Regions from separate parts of the Homo sapiens genome. Here region 1 is linked to region 2. Evidence: read pairs that join two places in POLR2A ChIA-PET (ENCODE). Cell type or tissue: HCT116. All regions are shown on one strand. Links, peaks and the distances in the headings refer to the core of each region. The heading gives the core; the rest is flanking DNA.

The links. ChIA-PET counts read pairs that join two places held together with the same protein. Peaks named below come from ENCODE experiments on the same cell type or tissue, not always from the same donor. Only the 100,000 strongest peaks of a DNase experiment are listed, where the experiment ranks them.
Region 1: POLR2A ChIA-PET joins it to region 2 with 5 read pairs; 25 of 35 experiments call an interaction of 5 or more read pairs at or near these places.

Annotation. Positions count from the first base shown.
Region 1 is chr17:81,507,083-81,509,983 of GRCh38, reverse strand. ACTG1 (actin gamma 1) reads left to right here. Exons shown (of 6, transcript NM_001614.5): 6 at 1-13. Among named protein-coding and RNA genes, the nearest start is that of ACTG1, 4.3 kb to the left of the region's middle. In HCT116, for the core only: no CTCF peak of the experiment used is centred there; DNase peaks (open chromatin) are centred at 1,153, 2,063 and 2,443; H3K4me3 peaks cover 349 bases; H3K27ac peaks cover 1,195 bases.
Region 2 is chr17:81,378,524-81,381,424 of GRCh38, reverse strand. It overlaps LINC03048 (long intergenic non-protein coding RNA 3048), which reads left to right. Exons shown (of 4, transcript NR_164137.1): 2 at 841-940; 3 at 1,544-1,703. Among named protein-coding and RNA genes, the nearest start is that of LINC03048, 5.4 kb to the left of the region's middle. RefSeq lists enhancers at 1,341-1,940, 1,941-2,540. In HCT116, for the core only: a CTCF peak has its summit at 1,652; a DNase peak (open chromatin) is centred at 1,624; H3K4me3 peaks cover 1,125 bases; H3K27ac peaks cover 1,070 bases.

The DNA of each region.
Region 1 (2,901 bases), core at 203-2,702, 130 kb before region 2:
CTGCCGTAACCAATGAATGGCTCCTGTTTGGGGAAGTAGCAAGTGGGCTGGGAAAGACAGACCAACCTGGAAGTATTGGGTAGTCTTGGGGGTGGGGGCGGTGGGTGCTGCTCAGCTTGGCTTCGTGGGCTGGTGAGAAAACGGCTTAACAATAAACTGAGCAGTTCGATTTCTTCCAAATCGAAAGTGCAAGAACAAGGCAGCCTAGTGGGTTTGGGTGTTGGAGATAACTGAAGCAACATCATAAGCAGGCTGGGAGGGAAGTCCTGAGACGGCTTTTTCCATTATTTAGGAAAAACTAGATGACTTGACATCTTGGGTAAATATTTGGCATAAAATAACCACCTGAATCAGCAGGGGCCTGCCTTAGTTTCCCCCCAGCCCTCAGGTGGACGTGTGATATGAGATAGTTTTACTTTGTGTAAAGAGCGCAGCAGTCATGGAGTTGGCTAGTTACTGAATCCTGGAACTCAGTATCTACCAATAACGAGGGCCTCACCTGGTGTAAGAGGCTCAGCCAGTGCCCTTTGTACTTCAGCTTTTCTCCCCGCAGGTGCCAGGGGAGAGCCTCTGTAGATGGGATTGGGAGTCCAATGCATAGCTCCTCTGAACTGCTTACAGCTGCAGAAGTCATTTGGAGGTTGGGACAGGGAAGGAAGATCTCTACCAGTTGAAAAGAGATTTGGAACTATTTCATGTTAAGTCGGGTCAAGGGATCGTTCTGCTGTTGGAAGAGATTTTACTCAAGCAGAGGTGGTGGTGCTTCCTAGCTCCCCCTCCCATATGGGGATGGGGGAGAGGAGGCTCAAGCTTGGTGGGGGTCGGGGTGGAGGCAAACATAAATTGCAGAGAGCTTACTGAGCTCCAGGCTCCCACCCTACCTTGTTCTGTGACCTCACATCACAGCATGACTCTTCTCAGCGACTCTGATACCTGCAAAAGATAGAAATTCTCTTTGTCCTGTGAAGCATTGCACTTACAGGACAAACTGTGAGATGCTCATGGACACTGGGCATCAGCAAATGCACATTAAAACAAATTAGATGCCAGTTTGTGGCTATCAGATGAGCAGAAATCAGGAGATGGGTAGTTCTGAGCACTGGCCAGGGCATGGGGACCAGGGACAGTCACGCACTCTCGAAGCGTTGAAAGCTGCAGCTCTTCCGGAACTGCCCAGTGCAGGTTCCCTGGGCAACTTGGCAAGACCTTGTCTCTACAAATTTTTTTTTTTGAAACGCAGTTTCCCTCTGTTGCCCAAGCTGGAGTCCAATGGTGTGATCTTGGCTCACACCACAACCTCCGCCTCCTGGGTTCAAGCGATTGTCTTGCCTCAGCCTCCCGAGTAGCTGGGATTACAGGCATGCGCCACCACACCTAGCTAATTTTGTATTTTTAGTAGAGGCGGGGTTTCTCCATGTTGCTCGGGCTGATCTTGAACTCCCAACCGCAGGTGATTTGCTTGCCTTGGCCTCCCAAAGTGCTGGGATTACAGACGTGAGCCACCGCACCCAGCCAATTTTTTTTTTTTTTTTTTTGACATGGGGTCTTGCTCTGTCACCTAGGCTGGAGTGCAGTGGTGTGATCTCAGCTCACTGCAAGCTCCACCTCCCGGGTTCATGCCATTCTCCTGCCTCAGCCTCCCCAGCAGCTGGTACTACAAGTGCCCACCACCACACCTAGCTAATCTTTTCATATTTTTTAGTAGAGACGGGGTTTCACCGTGTTAGCCAGGATGGTCTCAATCTCCTGACCTCGTGATCTGCCCGCCTCAGCCTCCCAAGGTGCTGGGATTACATGTGTGAGCCAGCATGCCTGGCCCCAATTTTTTTTTTATTAGCTGAGCATGGTGGTGGCCTGCCTGTGGTCCCAGCTACTCAGGAGGCTGAGGAGAAAGGATCTCTTGATAGGAGTTTGAGGTTTGAGACTGCAGTGAGCTGTGATTGAGCCACTGCACTCTAGTCTGGGTGACACAGTGAGACCCTATCTCAAAAACAAACAAAAAAACCCCAAACCCCACAAAATTATGTCTGATAAGGATCTAGTATCCACAATATGTAAAGAACGCCTACAAATCAACAACAAAAAGAACCCAATTTAAAAATGAGCAAAGGACTTTATTTTCTCCCAAGCAGATATACACATGGCCAACCGGGAGATGAAAAAGATACTCAACATCATCAGGGGATCATTAGGGAAGTGCAAATCAAAATAACAGTGAGATATCACTTCACATCCAGTAGGATGGCCACAAAAAATAAAAAAAAAAAAAAAGGAAAATAGTGACAGTGAGGGCATGATGGCTCACACCTGTAATCCCAACACTTTGGGAGCCTTAGGCAGGCAGATCGCTTGAGCCCAGGAGTCCAAAACCAGCCTGGGCAACATGGCAAAATCCCACAACAAAAGATACAAAAAATTAGCCTGTCCTGGTGGCACACGCTTGTAGTAACCCAGCTACTCAGAAGGGTGAGGTGGGAGGATCACTTGAACCTGGGGAGATTGAGGTTGCAGTCAGCTGTGATTGAGCCACTGCACTCCAGCCTGGATGACAGAGCAAGACCCTGTCTCAAAAAAAAAAAAACAAAAAAAAAAACTGCTGGGAGCAGTGGCTCACACCTGTAATCCCAGCACTTTGGGAGGCTGAGGCTGGCAGATCACGAGGTCAGGAGAACAAGACCATCCTGGCTCTGTCATCCAGGCTGGAGTGCAGTGGTGCAATCTCAGCTCACTGCAGCATCTGCCTCCTGGGTTCAAGCGATTCTCTTGCCTCAGCTTCTCAAGTAGCTGGGATTATAGGTGTGTGCCACCACACCCAGCTGATTTTTGTATTTTTAATACAAACAGAATTTCGATACGTTGGCCAGGCTGGTCTTGAACTCCTGACCTCAGGTGATCCACCCT
Region 2 (2,901 bases), core at 100-2,599:
AGAGGACAGTCCTGCCGATAGCTTGATTTTGGTTCCGGCCACCAGGACTCGGAGAAAATAGACTTCTGTTGTTTGCAGCTGCCCCATTTGTGGTCTTTTGTTGGGTGGCCCCAGACATAATCCCAGCACTGGCCTGGCCCGGCCCATGGGCAGCTGTCCCCAGCCTGGCGGAGGGTGTGGCTGTGATGTTACCCCCAGGATATCCAGTACCGCAGTCTCCATCTGAGCCGCCATCGGGCTGTGGGGTGCCTGCTAGCCTGTGGCAGAAGGACCAGGACCTGGGGGCTGGCAGGGAGCAAGAGCTGAGCGAACCAGCTGGGAGGAAGGACTGAGGCCACACCGGTGTCCGGGGGGATTCGGACGTCACCAGTGTGGAGTCTGGGGGTGTTCTGACTGACTTTAGACAGAAATTTCTTTTTCTCTCTGGAAAGGGCGGCGGTGGGCCCGTGTGCAGGGGAGCGTGGACTTGGAACTCGGGGAGCCCTGGGTTCTGCCTCATCCTCTACATCCCTGTGGGGCCACGTCCACTCACCGAGGGGTTCTTGCCGCCTTGACTGAGGGTGGCCGGGCACCAGCACCTTTGCAGCTTTGCCCAGCACCTTGGCATGGGGTCGGGGGCGGTGCAGAGTTCTGTTTTACAGGGAAGGGAACTGAGGCACAGGGAGATGACAGCTCGCCGCTGGTGCTGACCATGGGCTCACACTGCCTGGCCGCCCGTGCAGCCCCTGCCCTCCATGACGAACGTGCTCATGTTTCCTGGCTGCCCCCCGGCCCCACTCCCACCTCCCTGGCTAAACAAGGGAGATCTTGATGTGAGTTCTCCTTTTTCCTTTCTGGAAGGAATGGCAGACTCTGGACATGCTCCTAGAGATGGGAGGTCAAAATGATCAACGTTCAGGGTCCCTTCATCTCAGAGGGTCTCGAGTCACCTCATTTAAAGGTGGGAACTGGGGATCCTGGAACCTCCCCTGCACCCCAGATGCTTCTGGGGCCCTTGAGAACTTGCCCTGAGCTGTCACCTGGCCTAGACTCCCAGCCACTTTCAGGGCACAGAGAAACTGCCCTCACTCTGAAAATGTGGAGACCGGGACCCAGAGAGGTAGAGTGACTTGCCCATGGCCACACAGCCTGTGAAGGATGACCAGGTTTGGTCTCCGCCAGCTGTTCTGGCTCTGCTCCTGCAGTCAACAGCCACCACCCCTGAGGCTTGCCTGGGGCAGGGCGGGTGGGGAGTGGGGGTGGGGAGTAGTGGGAGTGGGGGGAGAGCGGGGGGGATGGGAGAGTGGGGGGAGCGGGGGAGTGGAGCGGGAGGATGGGAGGCAGCGGTGGGGGTGGGGGGAGCGGGGGGGGGAGCCAGGGGGATGGGGGCTAGTGGGGAGGATGTGAGGGGAGGCGGGGGGGGAGCGGAGGGGTGTGGGTGTGGGGAGTGGGGGGGAGCAGGGGGTGGAGGGGTAGGGAGCGGGGTGTGGGGGGAGCGGGGGGCACAGCCAGGTGCATGTTATGGGTCCAGGGCAGCGACCTAGTCCATTTGTCCTTTTCGAAGTGTGGCCTGGGACACCTCCTATCCAGCCATACGCCGCCCAGGACTGGCTCAACAGCTCCACCCTCCACTGCTGTTCACCCATGACACGTCACTTCCCACCCGCCACTGCTGGCTCACCTGTGACACCCCAGGCAGCTCAGATGCCCGGCAGGTCCTGCTGGTAAGAGGGAGGCAGGAACTTGTCCTGTCTGGGACCCGGGCATTGCTGGGCGCCGGAGGGACCTGGGACCTCAACCACGCTGGGAGCTGGCCTGTCGTACAGGCGGTGCCTGGCAGATGTGGACGGGCTCCGCAGGCTCCTGGCGGCCCACCCCTGCCTTCGTGCCATCCTTCCTGGGAGTCTCCTGGCCAAGGAGGACTCGAGGCCTGTCCCACCTGTGCCCAGGGCTCACTGTGGCTCCCTTCAGCGGGGCTCTGCTCTCTCCCCGCCTGCTTCCCCTCCAGCTCCTGGGCTCTGCCCCAGCATCCCCCCGAGCCTCTCCCATTCCTGGCCCCAGCCTGGCCAGGGATCCCAGAGGATGCCTTCACCAGCCCAGCCCCTTGCCTGGTGGATCACCACTCCTGTCTCCTGCTGCTCTGCCCCCTGCCCCGGGCCTGGGAAACCTGGGAGGACCCTGAGGGAGGGTCAGGGATGTGTGACACCAGCAGGAGGCTGACGAGTTCCCTGGCAGGAAGCACACTGCACAGGGAGCCTGCCGCCATGCTGCCACTCTCATGCCCCTGCGGGGCCGCAGAGAGGGATGCCTAGGGCGGGGTGGGCAGTGGCTGCCGTAGGGGAGGCGCTCTGGGCAGTGCTGTTCCCTGAGAAACTGCAGCCCCAAGGGGCCTGGGCAGGGCCTGGCCTGACTGAGTGGGATTGAAGGGGAGGTAGGGTGGGTGTGCCCTATGATGTAGGGCCTGCTGCACCCTGGGGAGGGGACCCAGTGCAGTGATGCCCAAGTTCCAGCGTTCAGACTGCCTGGGAGCCCTGAGACTCCCTGACCCAGCAGGACGCCCCATCCTGGGTGAGGGGGAGAGTGGGGTGGGCCAGAAAGCCCACCCAGACAACTGAGACCCCTCCCCACCTGCTACCCCATCTGCTTGGGCCCAGGAATAGAGGGGCCAAGGCAGACCCCTCAACATACATGCTGAACCCTGATGTGTAGCCGCCCACACACCATGAGCCCAGATTGTGGCATTCAGTATTTTTTCTGACATCAAAACAGTCTTGGCAGGGCACGGTGGCTCACACTTGTAATCCTAGTACTTTGGGAGGCCGAGGCAGGTGGATCACCTGAGGTCAGGAGTTCGAGATCAGCCTGGCCAACATGGTGAAACCCTGAAATACAAAAATTAGTCAGGCATGGTGGTGGGCGCCT